Linked DNA regions of Mus musculus: regions 2 and 3 are each linked to region 1. A link is a loop called in an ENCODE intact Hi-C map of the cell type or tissue named here. Cell type or tissue: left cerebral cortex. All regions are shown on one strand.

What was found. A loop is a pair of places that touch in the nucleus more often than their neighbours do. Peaks named below come from ENCODE experiments on the same cell type or tissue, not always from the same donor. Only the 100,000 strongest peaks of a DNase experiment are listed, where the experiment ranks them.
Region 2: it touches region 1 in a loop (4-fold over the local background); 22 of 42 quality-filtered maps call a loop at or near these places.
Region 3: it touches region 1 in a loop (3-fold over the local background); 5 of 42 quality-filtered maps call a loop at or near these places.

What each region holds. Positions count from the first base shown.
Region 1 is chr1:92,450,027-92,458,026 of GRCm38, reverse strand. Ndufa10 (NADH:ubiquinone oxidoreductase subunit A10) reads left to right here. Exons shown (of 10, transcript NM_024197.1): 9 at 5,908-6,016. Among named protein-coding and RNA genes, the nearest start is that of Mir6900, 11 kb to the left of the region's middle. In left cerebral cortex, CTCF peaks have their summits at 3,431 and 4,054; a DNase peak (open chromatin) is centred at 4,031.
Region 2 is chr1:91,951,014-91,959,013 of GRCm38, reverse strand. Hdac4 (histone deacetylase 4) reads left to right here. Exons shown (of 27, transcript NM_207225.2): 20 at 572-659; 21 at 2,853-2,972; 22 at 3,627-3,724. Among named protein-coding and RNA genes, the nearest start is that of Gm46242, 75 kb to the right of the region's middle. In left cerebral cortex, no CTCF peak of the experiment used is centred here; DNase peaks (open chromatin) are centred at 4,049 and 7,426.
Region 3 is chr1:91,983,194-91,991,193 of GRCm38, reverse strand. It overlaps Hdac4 (histone deacetylase 4), which reads left to right. Exons shown (of 27, transcript NM_207225.2): 9 at 3,537-3,649; 10 at 6,417-6,533; 11 at 6,621-6,816. Among named protein-coding and RNA genes, the nearest start is that of Gm46242, 110 kb to the right of the region's middle. In left cerebral cortex, a CTCF peak has its summit at 129 (motif pointing left); a DNase peak (open chromatin) is centred at 3,567.

The DNA.
Region 1 (8,000 bases):
TTCCTAGCTCATCTGTGTCCAGTGCCATTCCACAGGAGGGCAGGTGGCTGACAGCATGGTGCACTCTCAGTCCCTTACAGCATTGCTGGCATTGTTCCACTCTACTGCAAGATATGATCTCTTAGTATATTGTAACTGTCATCTAAGAAATGTGCAGTTAGCCTGCTTTAGCCACAACATTGGCCAAGTTTGTTGTTGTTGTTTGTTTGTTTGTTTGTTTGTTTGTTTGAATATTGTGGTTGTTCTGAGTATGTGGAGATTTTTCCTTCTCAGTATTCTTTGAGCATTGTAGTGACTGCTGTGTCCACCGTGAGAATTACTGAAAGTGTGTGGCTGGAAACATGGAGGCTGTGTGACAGTCAGTACTGTGCTTTTTATGTCCTTAGAGTTTGCTCTCCACAGGGTCTCTGAAAGCAACCCTGTGGATACCATGGGATACCTATTACTGCTTGAAATGGAGTCATACATTCTGTTCCCTTGAATAGGTAGGGCTGTGTGTGTGTGTGTGTGTGTGTGTGTGTGTATGTGTGTGTGTGTATGTGAAAAAGAGAGAGATTGAGATTGATTTATTGGATTGATTTATAGGTTGCTGTTGTGATAATCCAGCAATAGCTATTTGACACTATTCTCTCTAATCCCTATCTGGTGCTGAGGGCCTGGAGGATTCCTAGAGTCTTTTTTTTTTTTAATTTATTTATTTATTTTATGTATATGGGTACACTGTAGCTGAACAGTTGTAAGTCTTCATGTGGTTGTTGGGAATTGAATTTTTAGGATCTCTGCTTGCTCAGGCCCAAAGATTTATTTATTATACATAAGTACACTGTAGCTGTCTTCAGAAGAGGGCATCAGATCTCATGACGGGTGGTTGTGAGCCACCATGTGGTTGCTGGGATTTGAACTCAGGACCTTCGGAAGAGCAGTCAGTGTTCTTAGCCACTGAGCCATCTCTCCAGCCCCAATCCCAGAGTCTTAAGTGTACATTAGAGTCCCAAAGAAGTTGGTTCTAATATTGGTGCATGAATGCTGCAACAACAGGATAGATGGACTTGCCAGCAAGAATGAAGACAAGCAGGCAGGAAGCATTTGCCTCATTCTGTAGCCCTGACCATCCAGCCAAAATATAGTCTCCAGCTCATAAATCAATATTCAGCCAATCACACATCTGGCTATTTCATCTTTCAAATAAAATGTATAGCCAGGTACCCTGCCCATAGTGGTGCTCACTGTGAAGATTTCCCTACACTCCAGGGTTCTCCAGAAGGTAGTATGTGCTTTGAATCAGCATTCAGTATATGGTGCTGCTTCCATAGCCAGTCTAGGTATCAGGAAGTGGAAGGAATGATTCCATTCACTGTTCCCCTAGAATCCAGTAAGAAAAATTGTGCTTCCTGATTCTATGGCGTTCTACCCTGCTGTCCTAGAGGTTTTAGTACTAGAGAGTGGGGTGTTGCTGTGAAGAATCTGGCCATGTTTTATTTATTTGTTTTGTTTTAAGGTATGTGGAAGGCTTTGATGTTTTAGATTAGTAAAGTAGCTGCATTTTGTAAGCAGAACATAATGGGCTCTTGTAGTAGGAACTTGAAAGTCAGTAGCACTGAGGCTCATACTCACGCATGGACTTTACCAACAGCTAGGCTGTGATACCTTGGCTAGGAATCTGGCTGCCTTCTGCCCTTGTCCTGAGAACTTGCCTGATGCTAATTAAGTAATAGACTAATCTCTTTGGCAGAGGAAATTTCAAGAGAGTATAGCATTGAGTCTGTGGTTAGGTTATTATTGATAACCCGTATATAGTTCTACACTGAAAAAGAGCAAATGGAACAGAAAGAAATAACAACATATATAACCTGGAGGAAAATAAAAGCACTAGGAAGTTTAATGTTTACAGCCAAGGCATCTCTGTCAAGAGAGGCTTTAATTGTTTAAATAGATTAGTTAAGGCCAGTCCACATTGGACTGTCCCTCATTGGAGGGTAAGATGCCCAGGAAACAAGACCTCATACAGCTAAGCTTCTACCTTATGAGGAAGCTTCAACATACCGATGTGGTCAAAGGCAAAGAGGGCCCATCCCAAGCTAGCTGCTGATCTTGGCATGTTATCTAAATGGTATTGGCCCTAGAGGCGTGAAATACACAAGAATTGAGGAGTCAGGAATTCTTCCGTAGTTTCAGGGAGCTATGAGTCCAGGAAGTGTGTGGCAGAGGAGTCCTGCATGAAGGACAGCCCTAAGAGGACAGGAAGCCATATAAGATTGCTGCATGAAGATGAGAAAATGAAGGGTGGTTTGCAGTGGAAAGCCCAGATGGTGGAGATGCTGTGAGATGTCTGTCAGGAAGTGGAGCTGCTGCAGCACTCTGAGCCTGTCTGTGCCTGTCTTGCCCTGCTCTGTCATGTGCTTGGGATAGAGTCTGAGGCTGTTGGGCCCCTCCATTTATGCTAACCCTCACTTCTCCCCAAAGACTACTCTGAAGGCTGATGTACTACTCTGTTGTGGTTTCTCTTCTGATCCTGTTGTTCTCTGCTGGAGTGGTTTGGTGCCTTCATTTTGGATCTCTGCTTCTGGTCAGTTCCTAACTGCCCTCACTGTTTTCCAATACACCTCCAGAGGTTCGTCTGTTTTGTTTACTTGTTTTTAGGTTAAGAGAGTTCCTGTTTCCTCTTTATGAAGAGTGCTCTCAAGCACTAACATTTCTGTTCCTGGATTAGCTCAGAAACTGCAACCTCTGTCCTGCTCTAGCACCTGGTGACCTGAATCCCAGTGTTGAACTTTATATTCTTCACAGCCTGCAAGGTTATTACTGTCTTGTTATCACCATGACACCTCCTCTTAATGCCCTGAGTCTGTTACACAAATGTCTTGTGATCCTTGCTTTTTAGAATCAGTTAACTGGGCAGAGTGTATGAGCTAGCATTAGGGCACGAGGACTAAGATCCAAACAGACTCACTGCGACTAGGGAGTATTTCTGGCTTTTGACCTCCCACAGATAATACCATATCATTTTCTAAATTTGATCTGAAACACATGTTGATCTGACCCGTGCTTAAAATTCATAATTTTGGTATTACTTAGTTATATGGTTATCAGGGTATAGAGCTGTGACCTGTAATTTTCCCAGAGTTTGTGAGTTACAACATCCAATTAATTGCTTGTATTTCATTTACTGTGGCTTTGTCCTTTCCCTGTGTTGTGCCCTCTCCTCAGTTTCATAAGTTTTCAATGGTAATTGTGCTGATCTTAATTTCTTGAGTGAAAATTATGATCTGTTTCTGAGACAATTGCTGTAAACATGCCACTTGCCAGTTAGACTTATTTGGTCCAGACTTGACCAAATTATCGTTTTAGAACATTTCTGTTTAATTTCAGCTACATTTCAGTGCACCCCCCACCCCCACCCCCATACCCACCCTCCCAGCCCCACCTACTGCCCATGAGGCTCATTGCAGCTGCTGGAAGTTTCCAGACAGAGATCTAGTACTGTGGTGATGGATGCAAGTTCTCCACAGGGTTTCAGGCAGAACTACAGTTCAGGAGGAAGTAAAAACAGCCTGTGGAAAGTGGGAGAAAAGTGGCCTCTCTCCTATGGGAGAAATATTCAGCCATAGAACCTTAATTGCTGTTCTGTACTTTTCTGTTGTCGTGCCTCAGTGCCTCTGGTTAAAGCCGTCTGCCCATGGCACTAATCAGCCTGTGACACTTCGTCACATCATAGTTGGACACTGGTGTGGCAGGAACATTGTTCTCAGATGGGTTTCTCCATCTGTAGCGTTGAAATGTGTTTATTGCGTAAGCATAGCTCCTTATCAGCTTTGTGTTCTGAATCATAGAGGCTTCCCAGTGCCTTTAGTTCTTCATTATCTCTGATCAAGGATGTTATCTCTAGCCTATCTGACAAGTATTTACCGGAGATGTGCTGTGTCTCTCTTCATCCTGTGAGCTCTGCTAAGAGTTGTTTCTCCAGGTTTAAGTAAGGTACACAACAGAGTACTTTTAAAGCCTTCTTGTTCTTTTTCTGGGGCATGTGTAAATTGTAATTCTGGCAAATCATACATAGATGGCGCTGTTGTTCTATAGTTCACATACTTCCAGGACACCCTCCTTTGATATTTGTTAACATTTAAGGTGTACTTCATTTTTAGTTGAAATATTTTGTTACCACTTCAACAGAATTAACAGTAGCAGGTACAGAATAATCCTGTGTTACAGTAGAGAGCTGTGTGTGTATGCTGCTAGCAAGTCATGAAGAGCACGAGAAGGTTGTCAACTTGTTGCTGTAGAGAGGGAGTGCTCAAAAGTAGTGCTGAGGCCAGGCCTTGGCTCTGTGGAATTTCATGTAACAGCTAATCAGAGCAAGCTTACAGAGCAGGGCTAATGTGTCCTCTACAGACTCTACTGTTTGTATGCTTGAACTGTTTTTAAATGTTTTCATTTCTTTTGGCAGAAAAAAACCAACTGGATAGGATATGAAAGCTAAGAAAAGCAATCTTAATCTTTGACAGTGTCTATCTAGTATGGGCACTCACCTAAACCAGTGCAAACCACGCAGGAGGACGGGCAGGCAGGGCTACCCGAACAACTGTGCTTGGGGGATTTGAATCGCTCGATCATTGTGGGAGTGGCGCATTTGCACTAGGACATTCCTGCCACCAACTAAGTTCAGCCTTACCACAGTCATCATTTCTCTGTGATTTCTTGTGGAAGCAAGCGTGACCCACGGACCCATGCACCATGCATTCCTCTTAGGTTCTAGTTCTGTGGGGACCTGGCTGTCGCCTACGGGTTTATATAGTGAGCCATCTAGCCACCAGGAACCAGATACAGTTATAGAATCTACACTTGGAAATTGCAGACAAGAAACATCCTCTCTTGCCTTTACAACTTAGGTATAGCTAAGAATTTGTTGAAAATAATTACTTTGTTTCTTGAGCCTGTAAGATTAAGAAAGGCTTTAGTGCCTTTTCCCCTCAGACATTTGTCTCCCCAGGTAGCCCAGGCTGGACTCAAACTTGTGGCAGTTCCTTTGCCTTAGCTTCCCAAGTACTAGGGTGTCTAGCGCATGACTATGCCCAGATTTAATTTTTAAAAAAAGAAAAAAATGGGGAAAAAAAAGGTTTGTCTCTTCAAGCATAGTGCTTATGTTGAACCCATCTTTGAAGAGAATGGGATGTAACAGTTGTATAAACGTTCTTGAATCAGCAGAATGAAATGGTAAAGCAAGGGAGAAGCCTACAGTTGGTATTAGTAGTACCAGAAATGAATCTACCCTTGATAAATATGGCCCAGTGTGCTACCTAGCAAGTTCCATGTGGTACTGTCACTTGGCTTTCTAATGAGGGCATAGTGTGCATAACGTGGGGACTACCATCTGCTGGTAGATTACTCCTGCTATTGTGTGTGAAGTACACATTGGCTCCATTTTTCCATTTCCCAAACCCTTCATCGAGAGCCCACTATCTGAAGGTATCAGGGCTTCTCAGAACTCCCTCAGTTCTGGAGCTGTTTAGCAGAGTGGCTACATGACCCCAGAGATCTTTAAGAGAAGTGGTGCCTTGAACATGCCTGCTTGTGAACAGCACTTAGTTAGTAGTAGTGGTGTTGTTGTTGTTTTGGGGTTTTTTGTTTGTTTTGGGTTTTTTTTAAAGATTTATTTATTTTTATGTGCATTGGTGTTTTGCCTGCATATATGTCTTGCGAGGGTGACAGATCCCCTGGAACTGGAGTTATAGACAGTGGTGAGCTGCTGTGCAGTTGCTGGGAGTTGAAGCCAGATTCTCTTAGCATCCAGTGCTTCTAATTGCTGAGCCATCTCCCCAGTCCCTGTAGATACATGAAGAGTTAAGAATATTTGTCTAATGGTACTTATTTTGATGGCTTGTTGTAATCCATGTTTGTCTTACTTTTCAGGGTTCAGGATAAGACAGAAGTGCTGAATTACACGACCATTCCGGTCTACCTCCCAGAAATCACTATTGGAGCTCATCAGGGTAGCCGGATCTACAACAGCTTCAGAGAGGTGAGCCCTACTATGGGAGCAAAGTCAGGGATACATGTGACCACTAAGCCACCTCCGTGAAGAGTGGATCAGCTGCTGTCCCCCTCATTTCTAGTGATAAAGCACCGGATCCAGTGTCCTTTCTAGGTACATTGTCTTGTTGGACACATATCCTCCATTCACTAGCTGATGGCTCTAGTTCTTCACAGCTACATCCAGTGTCACCTTACTCCTCACAGTGTATCTCTGAGGTTTCCATTTGTGAGGCCTTACATTTGTATGTTTGTGAGGCCTTACATTTGTATGTTTGTGAGGCCTTACATTTGTACATTGCAGCAACGGTGCCGGACTGATGCACACATGGAAATAGCATCTCTCCCTCCTCGTGACTTTCTCTAGTTTATACATCTTCTTCACAAGTCTTTTGTTCCTCCATTGCTATTTCTAGCTGTGTAGGCAGGGTCAGGGACCTAACAAGACCAGTAGCCTGCACCAAGTAGCATCATGGAATAGGAAGAGTGTCCTCTGTCCGTCATCTGCTGTAGCATGTTGGTTCTTGGAAAGTGTGGAACACATGGGTCTGCATCCGGAGACAGCTGCCTGCACTCCTGTCAGCAGCAGCAGAGGCTACAGACCACTGAGCTTTGATTAAGGGGTTCAATGTGGCTGTTCCCCCTCCTCCCTCCCTTACTTGAAGGACTCAACATTTTCTTTTAAACAAGTTCTTTGAGCCTTTTTGAAAATAATTGTATTCACCATATACATTTGGGAGCTATCTCCTGACCATGGTCTGTGTCTGGACTGACATCTTACCTGAGTGGATACAGCTGCTCCCTATGGCCGCCAGGTCCCACACTCCCTACCTCCCTCTGCCAGCTGCAGAAGGATGGTCTACAGCATTGTGGACCTGCCTCCCTCTGTCAGCGTTGGCCTCACTGATAGTGGGTGTGTGGTTGGCGAGGTGGATAGTACTTTCCATCTTGTGCCTTTGACATTACTGCCTGTACCCATATCAACAGAGCTTGCCTTCAAGTTTCTTCTCAGGAATGTTGCTCCAGCACCTTAGACTGTCTTCAGCTAATATTTGCCCAGGATTTATTTTCTGTTCCCTTTCACGTCAGCCTTTCTCTGGTTATCTGAAGGTATTAAAACAAACAAACAAAACCCTCTAGTTATTCTGAGTGTTTGTAATATTTATCCAGTTACATTGGAAAAAGTACTTACCTGGGCTGTCTCATGGTGTTTTCTGACCTGTCCTGTGTATTTTACTTTTGGGGGATTATGGTTTTTTTCTGGCTTTCATGTATGTCCTCCTGCTTGCCAACTAGTCATCGTTCTGTTACTAGTTGGCCACTGTAGTGATTAACCTGGTAATGAAAATGGTCATCTCTGATATATTTGAGTCTAATGTCAGTAGTTTTCCTGTTGCAGGCAACGTAAAGTCACAGACTGTTGAGCTCTGTTTGCTTAACTCCTCCCGTGGACTGCTGTGATAATGGGTCCTAATTCTCCATACTTCTAAGTCCCTCAAGTTATTATGGGGACTGTGGGGACAGTATTGACTCAAGATAGGGAAGGCACCCTAACACTTACCCTGCTGAGCCTTAATCTGTGATAGAGCAATCTGATAACTGCAGTGTATGTCTTTTGGGTCTGCTTGGATGGCCTGGCTCCCTTCTGCTGTTTGGTCATCTCCCTGTGCCCCCTGGCAGGTGCTCCCTGTGTTTTGTCTCACATCTTCTCTCACTATGCCTGATATTTGCCACTTTTGATAGTATTTTATTAAGAATAAATATTAAATAATAATAAAGTATTTTATTAAGGAGATCTCTAGTCAGGATCAAAGTGAAAGTAGGCCATCAGAATCCATTCTAATATCAAGCTGATGGGCTGGCTGTGTGTGGGTTCCATGAGGTCTGATGTATTTCCAGTCTTCCTGCTTTTCTCGAGATTTCATCCCTACTGTGTGCAGAAGCTCTGTTTGGTGCCTCTCTGCTGCTGCTCC
Region 2 (8,000 bases), 500 kb after region 1:
TAGATATATTCTAGATAATCTAGATTCTGTCAAGTCAACCAATATTAACCATTAACAGTGTTTGTATGTCTTCAGTGTGTGTGTGTGTGTGTGTGTGTGTGCGCGCGCGCATGCGTGCACACGCGCATCTGATCTATGTATATGTGTCTGTGTATATTTGTGCTGTTTGCATGTGTGTTTGTGTATGCTTGTATGTTGTGTCTGTAGGTGGGTGTAGGCACTTAAGTGTGCCTGTGTGTATATCTGGGGTTGGGGGAGGTTCTCTGTGGTGGGTAGATATCTTCTGTGGTATGTGTACTCATATAACGGTGTATACATGTGTGTCTGTGGAGGATAGTATGTGTGTCTGATGGGTGAATCTTACGTGGCACATGTGCTTCTGTGCCTGTGAATCTATGGCATATGTGTATTTAGTGTGGCTTCATGTGTCTATAATCTGTTGGTCCATCACCACCATCACTTGAGGTCCGCAGAAGAACCAGCTGGCCTTCCCCTGAACCCTCATAGGGACTTTAGACAATGCTCTGCTATGAATGGTGTAAAAAACAGTAACTAGGTGTCTCTTCTGCAGGGGTTTCTGCTACTTTAACTCCGTGGCAGTTGCAGCCAAACTTCTCCAGCAGAGGCTGAATGTGAGCAAGATCCTCATTGTAGACTGGGTGAGTGGATGCCTCATTAGCCAGTTCTGGGGAGAGCATGCATGCCCACCTGTCTCCCCAGTGGACAGCCTGATTGAGCACTGGGCCTTGTCCTGTTGATACTTGGAATTGAGGAACTGAACTCTCTGGAAACAGTCTCAGAGATCAGAGAAGCCTGCATCCATTAGAAGTTGGTTTCAAGACTTTGGCCAGCTGATCCTAACCTCATGGGCCCTGACCTGCAGGATCGTGCCCATAGTGAGGATTGCCACCATGGCTGGTCCTCAGCAGTGTCTCTAGGAAGCTGGAGAATCGAAGGTCAAGTTCAACCTTTCTCTATGCTCTGACCTGGGGACATGGACCTGGACTGCCCACTTGTGCTAGCTGAAAGTCACACCACACACATGACTAAGCCTCCATCTTCCTAAATGAACAGAGCTTCTTATAACCCCACTATGGAGTGGCTGATTTTTCTCTGAGAGTTAAGCCAAATGTCACTGTCCCATGAGTAGACAGGTGTTGAGGTGTGCCTGCCAGCACTCCTTAGTTACAGTGCTTACGTGTCATAAACTCCAAACACCAGGAAAAGAGGCAATCTGGGCTTCTGCCAGGCTGGATCACCCTGGTCCTGGCTGAGAGAAGTGGTCTTCAGGACATGCGTGCTGGGTAGCCCTGTTCTACAGAATTATATGTTACATGAAAAGCGGTAAGAAACCAGTGGTTCTAATATATACCTGCACACAGAAACTCTTTAGTACTGATGTCTCATAACATCCTTTATACTAAGCCCACATCAGGTTGGGACAGCATTTGGATTTCAAGCCCTTCTCAGTTTCAAAAAGAACCAACAAAATATAAACCAGAAGAACAAGTCAACTTGGGTCTGGAACAGGGCCTGAGCAAGGCAGGAAGGTTGTAGTTTTCTACACCAGTGAACCTGTCCCCTCCTCCATCCTGGCCCTTCCTTAGGGAACAAGCAGAGAAGTGGCAAAAACAAACAAACAAACAAACAAAAAACAGAAGTGCCATGCAGTTGGTGGCTACATAGATGTGACAATTATGTTCTGGGAACAAGGAAGTCAGCAGGTGACCCACATAGACAGTCTCGTCTTCCCAGGGCTGCAGGACATGCTCCCCAGGGCCACACTTTGTCTTAAAATGCATGATGGTAACACACATAGATACTACTATGATTCATTTACAGTACTCATCCACTTACTGTACAGTGTTACCAATGGTTCCTCCTTCCACCAGGAACCTGGTGCGTGGCATGAAAGGCTCTTGTGTTTGTGAGCGCTGGGGCATCCATCCACAGTGTGCACTGAGCACAGATGAATGACCCTGTAGAAAAAGCTTTCCTCATTCTCTGTCTCTGTCTCTCTTCCTGTCTGTCTGTCTGTCTCTCTCTCTCTCACACACACACAGAGAGAGAGAGAGAGAGGGAGAGAGAGAGAGAGAGAGAGAGAGAGCGCTATGCAGCCCAAAACCACCTAGCCTGCCCATCCTGGAAACTAAGTCCCATGACCTACAACAGTGGCCACCGGCCTGGCAGAAACCAAAGCTGCCTCTTGATAAATGTGCATCAAGTCTTAAGAAAAGAGCTGGTCATTTTCTTTTCAGGGTGGGGGGTCACTCATGACCACCTAGGGTCAACTGCCACATATCCTATGTCAGTCGTTCTCAATCTTCCTAATGCTGCAGACTTTAATGCAGTTCTTGTGTTGTGACCCCCCAATTATAAAATTATTTTCGCCACTCTTTCATAATTGTAATTTTGCTAGTTATGAATCGTAATGTAAATATCTGATATGCAGGAACTCTGATATGCAGCCCCAAAGGGGTTGCGACACACAGCTTGAGAACAGCTGCCCTTTGTGACGTGCCTGTAAGTAGCCAACCCACAATTAGTGATTATCCTTAGGAAATGGCTCACTTACCACAAATAAGGCAGGCATGTGAGATTACTCAGATGGCTTTGTTGACATAGCAGCCTCAGCTCAGCTAGAAGCCTAACCCCATCTATCCCTTTCACTGAAGTCAGGACTACACTATGTGCTCAGAGTTACTCAGACTCTTGCCTCAGCATTTCTGTAATGCTGCATGTACCCACAATACCTGACCATGAGGTGTACCAGAGATTCCAGGCTATTCACCTAGTAGGAGGGTCGAACTCAAGGCCTGATCCTCCCTGAGCCAGTTCTCTTGTTCTCTTAGGATGTACATCATGGGAATGGGACCCAGCAGGCCTTCTACAATGACCCCAATGTTCTCTACATGTCCCTGCACCGCTATGACGATGGGAACTTCTTCCCAGGAAGTGGAGCACCAGATGAGGTATGTGGAGTGTATGAAACTTTGTGAGTATCTGGAGGAGAACAAGCTATCTTGGAGCCAGATACCACAGCTACCAAGAGAACCAGGCAGGTGCAGGCCCTGCATCTGCCACAGAAGTAGTATTTCACACTTGTTACAGCTCAGGTTGCCCTGCCAGAAATGCTAGCCTGGATTATCCTGTGCATGATTTAGGCCAGAATTTTTTCTAGTTTAGTGGGAATCTGCACACCAAATCTGGTTACATTCAGAGTGAGCAAAGCACACACTAAGGGAGGTTGCTGAGCTGCTCCCCAGGACTCCTGCTTCTCTACCTTGTGATGATACTCCCAGCCACTGTGGTTAGGGGGCATCTTTAAGCAGCATGCCCAGGGACACAGAGCTTGCCCCTGAAGATGGTCCCACAGTAGAGTCACTTTTGTCTTTCAGTGATTCCTCCTAGTTCAGGGCCTGTAGATAACTGCAGCCCTGTGAAAACTGTACCGCTGACGACAGTGCCTGGCACTGGTAGCCAGCTTCACTGGTGAGCTCACACACATATGCACGGGACATGTAGCTATCCCTGTGGGCACGCCAGTCCAATCCACCCTAGTTCAAGTGTTGGTTGTGCCAGGTATTCTCTTGAGTTGGTGACAGTTTCTCTCCTTGTGGCCGCAGGTGGGCACAGGGCCAGGCGTGGGTTTCAATGTCAACATGGCTTTCACGGGTGGCCTCGAACCCCCCATGGGAGACGCTGAGTACTTGGCAGCCTTCAGGTGAGTACCCCACTGTCCAACCACAGAGGCTGGTTCTTCTGAGTCCAGGGCAGCCAAGTCATCTGGAGACTCTGGAGTTAATTGTTGTACTGCCTCACTTCTCTTAGGAGTTCCCTTTTCTGAGAGCCTGTTGAGTCCCAGTGGTAAGATGGGGAGGTGATAGAAGGGGAAGTTTTCTGCTGTGCTAGAAAGTATTCATGAGTCACTGAAAACTGAGGATGTAAAGATCTCATTCCCTGCTCATTATTCCACAAACCCTTTGTAAAAGGAAAGTGGAACTGAATGAAGGAGAGCGATAGCTCACACTACATCGTCTGTGCTGATCTGGTCCCTCACACTGGCTGCTTTTTACAAAGTACTGACTTCCATCCTCCACAGTTCTTTTTATTACCATCAGGCCAGACTGCAGCCAACAGTGGATGGCTGGGCCCCGCTTTCTTCCTGTGTTACTGTGGCAGCTTTCCCCAGCCATTGTGCACTGTGGAGGCTCCAGACGAGTTAGCCATAGCCCAGGAGTAGTTCCTGGGCCTGCATGGCCCGTGGGGGGCCTTGGGTCTCAAAATGCACTTTTTTTTTGTATTATGGATAAGAACATCAACGGACCTCCAAGGGTCTTCTCTGCCTCTTCTGTAATTCTGGGGTCATGTCTTGACCTCTATACATATGAAGTACATATGTACAGGCAGGTGCCTTGTGTGTGTGTGTAGATATATGTACATGTGTCTATGTGATTCTGAGTGGTACTATGTATATGTCTTTATCTCTCTCTCTCCCTCCCTCTCCCCCCCCCCCCGCCCCGTGTGTCTGTGTGTCTGTGTGTGTCCCTGTATATGCCTATTGCTGTGTGTTTATATGCTTATTCCGTAAGACATAGATCTCTGGAGGTTTGAGCAAGTGTGTGTGCATGTATGCAAGTGTATATGCCCCTAGTCAGTGAGATGTGTCCGTAAAGTTTATATAGACCTGCCATGTGCTCTTTAGCTGTGGAGCCAGTCTCAGGGCACTTCCCAGCATCTGCTTGCTCATTTTGAAGTAGGTTTTCAGTCCCACTTCTCATTGGACAGGTGGTTGGGATCCAGTATGGTAGAGTCCTGGCCGAGTGGGTGAGAGTTGACTGGCTCATCAGTAGTTCCTAGAAGTGACATATCTCATTTGACACGATTACAAAGGTCTGCTGTTCAGCTGTTGGCTAGGTGCAGGCAGGGATCGCTCAGGCCTTAGAAGCTTCATGCTGCCTATGACCTGCTCCTCTCCTCTTATACCTTTGGTTGAACCACATTGATCTGTGCTCACCTCACTTACAACCCTCCCCTAAACACTAGAAAGTCCATGGAAGCTGAGCCTGAGAGCCAGGACTGTCATGCACTCGCCCAATAGCACTGAAGCCTGGCTCTCTCCTCAGCACTGGAGATATGATTTATCCGTGGTAAGAGAGAAAGTCATTGCCCAGTAAGCGGCCTTTATTTCTGAGTGGATGCTGTTTGCAGGTCAGGGCCTGTGAAGGCCTCATGGTGGCTATGGTACAGAAAGAAGATAATACTCTTGATGACAATAAATGGATACCCTCCACTCATCAGTCCTTACAGCTGAGTGACTGGGCCGGCCCTCATCCCCCAGGCCTTGTGCTTCACAGGGGGAATTTCTTGAGTGTGCCTGCAGTTCTGTGGTCCTGGGCCCCAAGTCTGATCCCTGGTGTCCCTGGCCAGGTATGTGCAGTGTCTGAACTTCCTGGCCGGCCTTTGAGGTGAGCCTTCCTTCCTCACCCTGACATCTGTTCTAGTGTTTGGAAAGTGTATGAATGATAACCCCTTATTGAGAGCGCCTTCTAAAGCTTCAATCGCTTCTTTGAAAAGGGAAATTGTTTCAGGTTGTCTTTTTTTTTTTTTTTATTGATTTTAATGTAAAGTAGCACTTTGAAGTTCACAATTTATAGTTCCCTGGGCATCAGGTGGGGAAGGGGGTCAGAGGCTCATTCTCCCTTTCTTCTTCAGTCTCCGCCTTTGGGGCCCCTTGGGACAAGGCATGCCTCAAAGGCAGCACCTTGTTCTTCAGAGCCCTCTCCTGCCAGGTCACATTTTCAGGGGATCAAGGCTCCGATGAAGAAAAGATAAGAAAATTGCCCCTAATGAGATCCAGAAGTAACGGGCACTTTCTCCTCGGGCTTAGAGACTTATGAGAGAAAAGGAACCATAATTCAAACCAGGCCCCAAGCCAGACACAGCTTTGAAGTTGTCGGAGCTCAGTCAGAGCACCATGGACTGGGAGGTAGAGTGATACGCTGTCCTTAGCCTCCTGGACCTGTCTGCAGTGACAGAGTCATGTGTCATCAGGAAGCTTAACAAAGATGTCAGCAATGTGGTCTTCTGAGGGTCATCCATAATTTCTCACTGATGAGACACTGGCCTCAGACTACAAAGCCCAGTACCCTTCAGTGGGCCTTCGGTCCTCATTCCTGTCTATAGCCTGCTTCTGTTGATGCCTTCTCCAAAGAGCTATTCGGGTAGTAGTAAGATTACACATAGCCCTTGTGACTACACACTCCGCTGGTACCACCTGTAGTCACCACTGCCTTCTGAATGGCTTCATGTCTGAGAAACAAGCACTCCCAGTGTAGAAATTTGGTCAAACCATCAACTACCTTTATAGAGGTAGTTGCAGTTCATCATGGCATCCCACTGCTTCCTTAGATAGAATTTCAGCAAACCCAGTAAGTGGTGGTATGATAGTCTTAGAAGTCAAGACAGGAGAAGCACAAAGGAAGTCCAATGAATCAGCAACCTCTCTTGATCTGCTTGATCCCACAGAGAAACCAGGGATAAAGTTTATTTACATCTGTGATGCAAAGGTTGGCTCTCAACCACCAGGGGCCCTCAGAAGCCCCCAGAGGTGAGGCCCAGGGCAAGCATTATGGGGAAAAGCATCCCCAAAGAAATTGCCTGTTCACCTTGATCCTGGGGATGCTGTTGAGGGTTCCTTCCTGCTAAACAATAAGTGATGTGTCTACTGCGGCCTGGGTAAAAGACATGGTCCCAGGATAAAGCATGTTTGAGTAGACAAATCCAATGGAAAGAAGCCTAGAAGATGAGACTACCTCCTTAAACAGTAACAAGCCATGGAATTGGATGGTGAGATGGCTCAGCAGTTAAGAGCACCTGCTGCTCTTCCGAAGGTCCTGTGTTCAAATCCCAGCAACCACATGGTGGTTCACAACCATCCGTAATGACATCTGACGTCCTCTTACAGTGTCTGAAGACAACGGCAGTGTACTTACATATAATAATAAATAAATAAATCTTTAAAAAAAAAAAGCAATGGAATTGAGAGGAACTGGGGCTGATATGAGTGTGGGCACTGTGATCTCCAATACACTCACTTGCAGGAGGTTGAGCAGCACCAGGCCAGAGTCAGATGTGCACCTTTGGGTATATAGCAGAGAATGTTCTTGCTGGGGCCATTTCTCTAGAAAGTGTCTGAGTTGGCATTTAGTAATCCAGGAAAGACAGGTTTGGTGCATTAGGACAGAATGCTTTAGGTATAAAGAAGTGAGGACCCTTCTATGGTTCCTTAGAGACTGGAGCTGGATCAGAGAGAAAGTCAGACCAGTTGAGGCTAGGATAGCTTCCCATGAGCCCAAGCCTTAGCCAGCATGAGGATCCACCACACACACAGTCTGTTTGAGGTTTTTTCCTAGTTTAGATGAGTGGGAGGAGGTACTGAAAACCAGAGGAGGCCCGTGGAGGAGAAGGCAAGCTCTCTAATAACGGGCTGCCAGCCCAGGCGGTTTGGGGTAGGCTTGCCATAGTGAGCATGTGGCAGTCAGAGTGAAAGCAGGATGTCAAGACAGGGAGTGGACCTTGGTAGCTTCTACGTGACATTGACCCCTGGGGTAGTGACAGGACTGGGTGGGGAGACACAGGTTGGTGTCCCCTGGTATGGCAGCCATCAGCCCGGAGTAAGTTAGAGTAGTCCAGTGGCTCTCCGCAGTTGATGCTCTGGGGCTCCCAAAGCACAGGAGCTAGGAGCACCTGCTCTCATGTGAGAGCATCCCCTAGCTCTTGCACTTACTTAGTATGCATTTCAGAGATGTCTCCTGTGTGCCCTCTAATAAGACATGGGATGTGTGACTGTGAACCCCTAGATTATGCCTGGTACTGACCTTCCCATGTGGCTAGCAATGAACAGTTTCTCTGTGAAGTGCAGTTTGGACCTGCATCTGTTCCTGGTGCAGCAACCCCACCTTTCTCCAAGCAAGGCACAGTGCAGACAGATGTGGGCA
Region 3 (8,000 bases), 470 kb after region 1:
TGGCATGTTTCTGCCTACTTTCTGCTGCCCACAGACATAGTGGGGCCTTTGAGCTTCCATATTGTTCCCCACTAACGTGGCTGGCTAATCAGAGTAAGGGCAGCTAGTTCCACTTCAGTGACCACACTGATCCTGGCCCCACCTGCTGGTGGACAAGCAGCGGGATACAGCCCTTCTCACCGGAGGAAGCTCCTCTCAGCACCTCCGTCTTAGGTTAAGTGTTCACCTCAGCCAGGGCTCACACCAGCACCTAGAATCTTACCATCTAGGAAAAAGGAAGCTGTTCAGAGCTGACCTGAAGAGAGTTCCCTAGCCTTGAACATGCTGTTGGAAGGTCACGGTTCTGGTTGTTGGTCTATAAGTGGCACCTGTCTAGTTGGTCCAGTCTGTTTCAGTGACTGTGCTGATGTCCAGGGGAAAACAAAAGGGCTCCTGTGCCCAAGTCCTTCAGAGCAAGTACCCAAGTCTCATATACCTGCCCTCAGGACAGAGGGCTCTGCGGCCTTCTAGGCACAGGGCCGGTGAGTCCTCCTCATTCAAGGACTTGCTTGTAGATCTTGGATCTGTGCAAAGAAGATCCTGACACTTGTGTAGCTTATCACAGCCTTCCTTTTCATGCAGTTCTCTCCTGCTTACTCTATTAGAGACACCTTACCTAAAAAACACAAAGAAGCATTGGTACCCTTAGAACTCATGTTTATCATGGTTTTAATCTGTCCTCTGCTTGTACTATTAGAAACATCTAGGGAAACCCAAGAAGCATTACAATCCATACTCACTCTCCATCACTGGGAATTTAGTTGGGAATTTTAGGGGCATGTGAGTAGAAGCTGCTCACACTGCTGTGCAGCCTGGCTGCCTGTGGCAGTACCTGGTGTGAGCCACTCCTTGCTTATACCTAGGTTATGCACTCTCACTGGCAAGATCATTCATAAGACAGAGTCTCTGTCAGGCTCCTCTGAGTGCCACACACCCCCAATGACTGCTGTTTCTTCATTCCCATTGAGAGTCATGTGAGAAGAAGGTGCCTGCCCTCTGCTTTCTGAGTAAAGCATGACCCAAGGGAGATGGCCTGAGGGGTCAGCATGGTAGTGCGGGTCAGGGCTGACTATGTTAGGTGGGAGTCTTCATGAAAGCCTTGGGCAGGCTTGAAGTGTATTAGAATCACTTGTCTGCTCTGTAAACTTGTGGAGAAGGTGGCCTCGGAGCTACAGCTTGATGGATAAGTGAAATTGGGAGCCAGACTGTGCTACTCAGGTCACTGTAGCCACCTGGACACTTGTGACAGAATGGCGCTTCAGATAGAGCTGTTTTCAGGCAGCAGAGAGAAAGGGACTCTAGCTAGGGTTGCTCCAAGAAGAGCAAGGGAGCAGCAAAGATCCTTGAGCAGAAAAGGCCTGCACCCTGCGTGGAGGGCCAGGGGCCACGGCAGGTTAGCATACCACTCTTCCCAGCTGGGATGAAGTTCATGCTGGCTGAAGAGCATGAAGAAGAACCTGTGCCACATGGAATCAAGGTTCACACTCAGTCTGCTTCCTGTCATCCTTACCAGTATGTGATGTGTTCACACCACAGTTGAGGATGGGCCTCCTACTGTACAACCGCCTATCTTCCTCAGGCGCACGCCTTTAACCCTAGCACTCGGGAGGCAGAGGCAGGAGGATTTCTGAGTTCAAGGCCAGCCTGGTCTACAGAGTTCCAGGACAGCCAGGGCTACACAGAAAAACCCTGTCTCAAAAAACCAAAAAACAAAACAAAACAAAAGAAAAACCAAAATAACTGTTGCAGGTACTTTCTGACATCCTCTTTTGCTAATGCAAATAACAGAAGGCCATGATTGTGTGCATTTCCATAGACCGGATTCCTAGAAACAGAATGAATCTAAAATATAGTTTGTTTAAAGTGAAAAACTATAAATCATACCCACATTTTTCTTGCCCTACAGAGCAGCATGTAGGTAAGAATGTTTATCTGCATACTTAGCAGGAGTTTGTGTCTAAGGAGGACTTGCTTGGTTCTGCTGTGCAAAGACAGGCTGCAGCAGAAGAGAGCATAGTCCAAGGTAGGGCATGGTAGCTGCTGTTGGCAGTGTGACTTCAAGAGCAGAGCGTGGACTCTGAGCAAAGTACATGTGTACAGAAGTAAAATGGAAATGCCTCTTCACTCCAGTAGGATCTGGAGCTCCCCTCTGGCAAAATTCAGGGAAATACAATTTCACCTGTGTAGTAACCTGGTTGGCATTTGGAAGAGAGGGATGGATCCTGTGCTCATGGTCAGTGTCTGGCAGGGTATGTGCAAGCATTGTTTACAGGCTTCTAGAGTGGAGAGGTAGGGTGTAGGCAGCTACTAGAGAATGAGAAGTGGCCTCAGGGGACTGGTAAGTGACGCAGTCCACAGAGGACCAAGCCTTCTTCGTCTGCCAAGATAGATGTCAGGTTGTCTTTGCCTTGGCGTACTTCTGTGCAGGGCAGGCGATGCCCTGGGCACAGCTTCCTGGTCAGTGAGTGCTGTGAAATGATGTCTCATCACAACTCATAGAGGCAAGCTTCTGCGCTCTCTGAAGGGCTGCAAGCTTGTTTGCTCCAGTCCTCCATCTTCCCATCCTCTGTCTTGCAGGGCTATACTTACAGACAGTGTTCTGAATCAGCTCTGCAGCTGAGGAGCCCTGTTAGCTGGGTGCATGAGTGGCTGTGCTCTGTTAAGCAAGGGTGTCCTTGAACCCCTTCAGTGGCCTGCTGTGTCCAGGGCTAGGGCTAGAGTTTGATCTCAGAGTGCTATTGCTACTACCTGGACTGTTTCAGGAAAGTAGTTAATGTGTGTGTTTGTGAAGTGTTAACCAGATAATGCCATTGTCAAAATGCCCCTGAGCCAGACTTCAAAAGCTCAGCATCTGCCCCTGAACATAGAGAGGCGCTACCCAGGCTGTTGTGATAGGAGATAGCTGCAGCCAGCCCATGGGTGTAAGGAACTGTGTGCCCAGCCCACCAATCAGGGTCAAGCCCAACACATTCAAATGTTAATATTTCAAATCACATTTGTAAGCTGCAGAAGCCACTGCCTGTTTCCTGAATGCTACTTTGTTCATAGTAAAGTAAGTGGGTTGCATGTAAACTGAGCAGTTTCCGTAGGTTGCTTGAGTTCAAACTTGTTTTTACAGACACAATGAATTTGACCTTTCGAAGCTAAAAAAAAAAACAAAAACCAAAACCCACTGGGCCTTTGTATTCACTTGTCTTTTGTTCAAATATAAATAAGTGTTTAAGAGCTTACCTTTATGATATTTCAAACTATCTTGAAATGGAAAAGAACTGTGAACAGGTAACATGCACACCCTGAAAGGATCAACCGTGCATCCACAGAGCTTCATCACTGGGAGGCTCATGGGAGGTTAGCAGCAAAGCTGAGACTGAGGGCATGGTGTTAGCATCCCTGCGTTGAAACACTGGTATCAGGCTAGCAGGCAGAAACCCCGGGAGGCAGTAGGGCTCTCTGAGTCTACCCAATGCCCATCCTCAACTGCTTTCTCTCATCTACAGACTCCGCATGCAGCAGCGCCCCTGGCTCCGGTCCCAGCTCTCCAAATAGCAGCTCTGGCAACGTCAGCACTGAGAATGGCATCGCACCCACTGTGCCCAGCGCTCCAGCTGAGGTGGGTCAGCACAGACTCATATAGGCCAAGCACCCCACATACCTGCCTTGTACCTGCCTTGTGCCTGACAGTCCAGTGAAGACCAAAACATAGGAGTACTCTGGGAAGGGCCTTCCATGTGTCATTCCCTATTGTCCTCATCATGGTCCTCTGAAACATGAGGACCTCAGATCCCATAATATTTGGGAGCTCCCAATCTGCCTTTTTCTTGCTCTTTCTCCAAGTGTGTCACAGAAGCAGATGTCATCATACACACTGTGCGTTAAGGCACATGGGGCAAGCAACAGCCATGTGAGAGCGGTTGTGGAGTGAAAAGGACATTTGAGAGATACACAGATTATAACAGCCAAGAATCAAGGGTTAGGGAAGTGAATGTTACTGGTGGACACTAATGTGGGAGAAAGGAGCAGAAAAGAGAAGACAGGTCCAACATGACTCCAGAACATGGTCCCATCACACTCACTACATACTTCCCCGAGCAACATGCCTGGCCCAGGATGCAGCAGCAGCAGCAGCAGCAGAGGAGGCTGCTCTCCAAGTTCCCCTGTAGATAGGGAAGATGAGCTCTGACCAGGCTGTGAAGGAAACACAGGAGAACTCAGACTGCCCCAATGGTGTTGCTGCTACAGGCCAGGATGTGGGAGAACACCCAGAAACAGCTCCTTGGGTTGAGCCAGTATTGTTATCTGTTGTGTGTGAGCGCAGTGAGCAGGAAACTTCTTGGGAGCTGCTGTCTGTCAGCTTTCAGGAACCTGTGATTAGTAACAGTGACTGAGTTCCTTCTTTAGCATTGAGAAATGAGTCTTGCCCTTCCAAAGAGCTGATAGGCTCAGGTGAAGATACACAGGCACAGTGCTTTCTTCGTGTCAGGTTTCTAACCCCTTTATGTCTGGAAAGTTAGAAATGAGGGTCACTGCAAGAAGTGACGTTCACTCCATTGTGCTTGGTTCCTTTTACTTTATACTTATATTTTTCTCATCATTGGTGTTCTTTAACCTTCCAACTTAGCACTTTCTTAGGTTGTTACAAGTTTTAACAGCCCTTCTGCAGGACTAAGCTTTTATAGCTGAAACCTACCTGTAATTAGCCTCAGCGTACAACCAGAAAACTGTTTCCTGCCCTAGGATGTTAACTGTGCTTCCCTCTTGTTGGTCATGGGCCCAGATAAATCTGTGATGTGGGCATTTAGATGTATAACAGCTCCTTGTTTGGGTGGAGCATCACTTTTGTGGTTCTAAGTTGTGTGCTCATCTTTATAAAGCCCAAATATGCAAATTGAGCTGCCACAAATCAATAAAGCATCCAGAGCGTCCCCAAGACCAGTAAGGTTGCTGGCATTTCTCAGACAGTCATTGTCACAGGCAGAGCTGGTGTTTGAGTCCTGGGTCACATGTGGACATACCTTTTGAATTTCACATTCTAGAATTGGATGAACTTGTGCCTGAGGGCTGCTCATGTGTTAGCTATTCATGGTAGTGTCCCTGGGGAACCCCAGCAGTGTCCCAAAAGCCTGAAGTGCTGGTAGTTAACACACCTCTTATTACAAACTGCACATGCTCACACTCCTGCAGAGTATGCAATGTCTGACCACTGGCCCAGGCTCACTGAGGAACCCCAACACTCCCAGGAAGCTCCTGCACTAATTTTATACCAAGCTGTAACCTAATCCTAACCCTAGCTCTGCCACCAATAGTAACCCTAAGCCTAACCTCTGCTCCAACCCCAAGAAGAACACTAACTCTAGTGACAAACCTACCCTAAATGTACCTCTAACACTGACCTTAGAAGTAACACCAGTAATGACAGAATAATAACCTCTAATAAACAGAAATAACGGCTAGCATGATTATCAGGGCAGTCCCTGACCTCTGTGTGTTGATATGTACAAGTCCCTGTGTTCTTTTAGCTATGACTTGCAGCAAGGTGGAAGCCACATACTCTGCTGCCATCAGACTGCTTAAATGACCCTGTGGCTGACTTCATGTGCTTGGGAGCCATTTTCTTAGGGCTGTTTCTTCCCACTGCATTCAGAGTGGAGCCTCACAGTCAAGAGCAACACAGCTTTTAAGGCTTCCAAACACAGACTGCGAAATCAATCTGCAAAAAAGGACAGCAGTTTATAATCCCATGACCACTTGGTTCAGCTTTTCTGAGCTTTTACAAAATCTGTCAGTTTGATGACTTGGTAAATATGTTTTTCAGTCACTGATAAAAGTTGAGCATTTTTTCATTTCCCTTAAAATGGGTGCTTTTGTCATTGTCTTTATTGAGTTCTGCTCTCATGTTAATTGGTCTATGATTGACAAGTTCTTTATATTCCAGTCTTTGTTTTTCCTGCGCATTGCAGATTCCTGTCATCATCTACCTTTATAAGAACAGGGTTTTTCCTCCTCACCATTAACTTTCTCCTTGCTTTCTGCTTTTGATGTCATTCTTGAAAAACTTCTAACTACAAAAATATTTTAAGATGTGTTGTTCTAAATATCCTACCCATAGCTTTATGGTAAGTAGGCAGATTGAATAAAAACAAACAAGGTAGCAGGAGCCCATTAAGAGGGGAAAACTCAGGAATGGGAGCCCTGATTCAGTTCCGGTGGCATGCTGTGGTCTTCCCTGCACTGGAGGCCACAGTCTGCACAGTTTGTTTTGCACCAGGCAACCACACATCAGCACCTCATGCTGTAAGTGCCCTTGCAGCCCTGGGTATGCTGCTTGTATTGGAATGTCTGTAGTAGACTCTGACGGTCACAATGTCTTCTGTCTACAGACGAGCTTGGCACACAGACTTGTGACTCGAGAAGGCTCAGTCGCCCCACTTCCTCTCTACACGTCACCATCCTTACCCAACATCACCTTGGGACTTCCTGCCACTGGCCCTGCCGCTGTAAGTTGGCCTCTGTGGGTCTGTGTGGCATGGGGTGGTTGTCTACTCCAGTTCCCACAGCCTGAGTTTACTGGTTCTGCCTTTCAGGGTGCGGCAGGTCAGCAGGATGCTGAGAGGCTTGCTCTCCCAGCTCTCCAGCAGCGGATCTTGTTCCCTGGGACCCACCTCACCCCGTACCTGAGCACCTCGCCCCTGGAGAGGGACGGTGCAGCAGCTCACAACCCCCTCCTGCAGCACATGGTCCTGCTGGAGCAGCCACCCACCCAGACACCCCTTGTCACAGGTAAGAACCACAAGGAGATCTCTGTGGCGTTAGCAGTTTCCTTGGCCTCCTGTAGCTTTTAAAGAAGGCTGGAAAGAACAACTGAGCCCATACAACAGTAGAAACTCTATGGTTCTCTGTAATGTGATAGCTACCTTAACTGTGGCAAAAAACTGTGTCCTGCTTAGAAAAATGACCAAGGAGTACCAGTCAGTGCCAGTGGCCCTCTGTTTAGCCTCCTGCTCTCCCACTGATTGGTTTCCCTACAGCTCGAGGAAGCAAGTGCATGAAGTGCAGAAGTGACCGTTGATTTCTCAGCTTGAGGATGATTGCATTTAGAAAAATACAAGTTTGAGACAAAGTAAACTCGTGACATTTACCCAGTTACCACACTTTGGAGGGACTGTTTCAGAAATGATGGCATGTGGAATGTTTCTCATGAGACACACAACCCTCCCTATTGGTGACTTGGCCCAGTTCTCTACATCATCCTTAGGTCAGTGGGTGACTTCTTCACACCTGTTGCTTCACTCAGAATCACAGCCAGAGCAATCCTAGAACTGGCGTTGTCCATGTTCCAGTGTTCCCCTGGGCCAGCCTCTGGTTGGTGTGTTAGAGTTCCCACCTACTGGGGTGAGTTGGTCTGTAGGGCTTGGTATTGGTTTCCTGTCTTGTGCTTTTTGTCCCTAGTATGCCCTTGGCTCTCCCAAGTCAGTGATCTGGACAGGAACAGCACTTGGTCTGCTGGGACACCCTCCTCCAGCTCTGAGAGCAGTGTCTCAGTGACCATGGACCGCTCCCTACACTCAGGCCCCTTCCTGTCTGTTCTCTTGGAAGCCAGGGACCATGGGCTTCATCTTCCCATCTATGAGTGAGATGCTAGCACAGAGTGACAAAGTGAAAAGACTCAGTTCCCGTAGGCAGCGTCTGACACCCAGCAGCCCAGTCGGTGCTGATCTCCAGGTTGAGGTTTTTCCTTTGGGGTTAGCTGGGTTTTGGTTTTGGTTTGTCTCTTTATTGTATTTATTTGAACCTCTGTTGCTGTTTTGATATTAAATCTTGCTGGCCTCAAACTCGGACTCTCCTGCCTCAGTCTTCTAAGTGCTGGGATGTCAGGGCTGTGTTTGTGACTCTCCCCCAGCACTCTATCCAGTCTTCCCAGCACCCCTTCTGATGCAGCTCTCGCTGGGAAAGGAGCCTCCTGA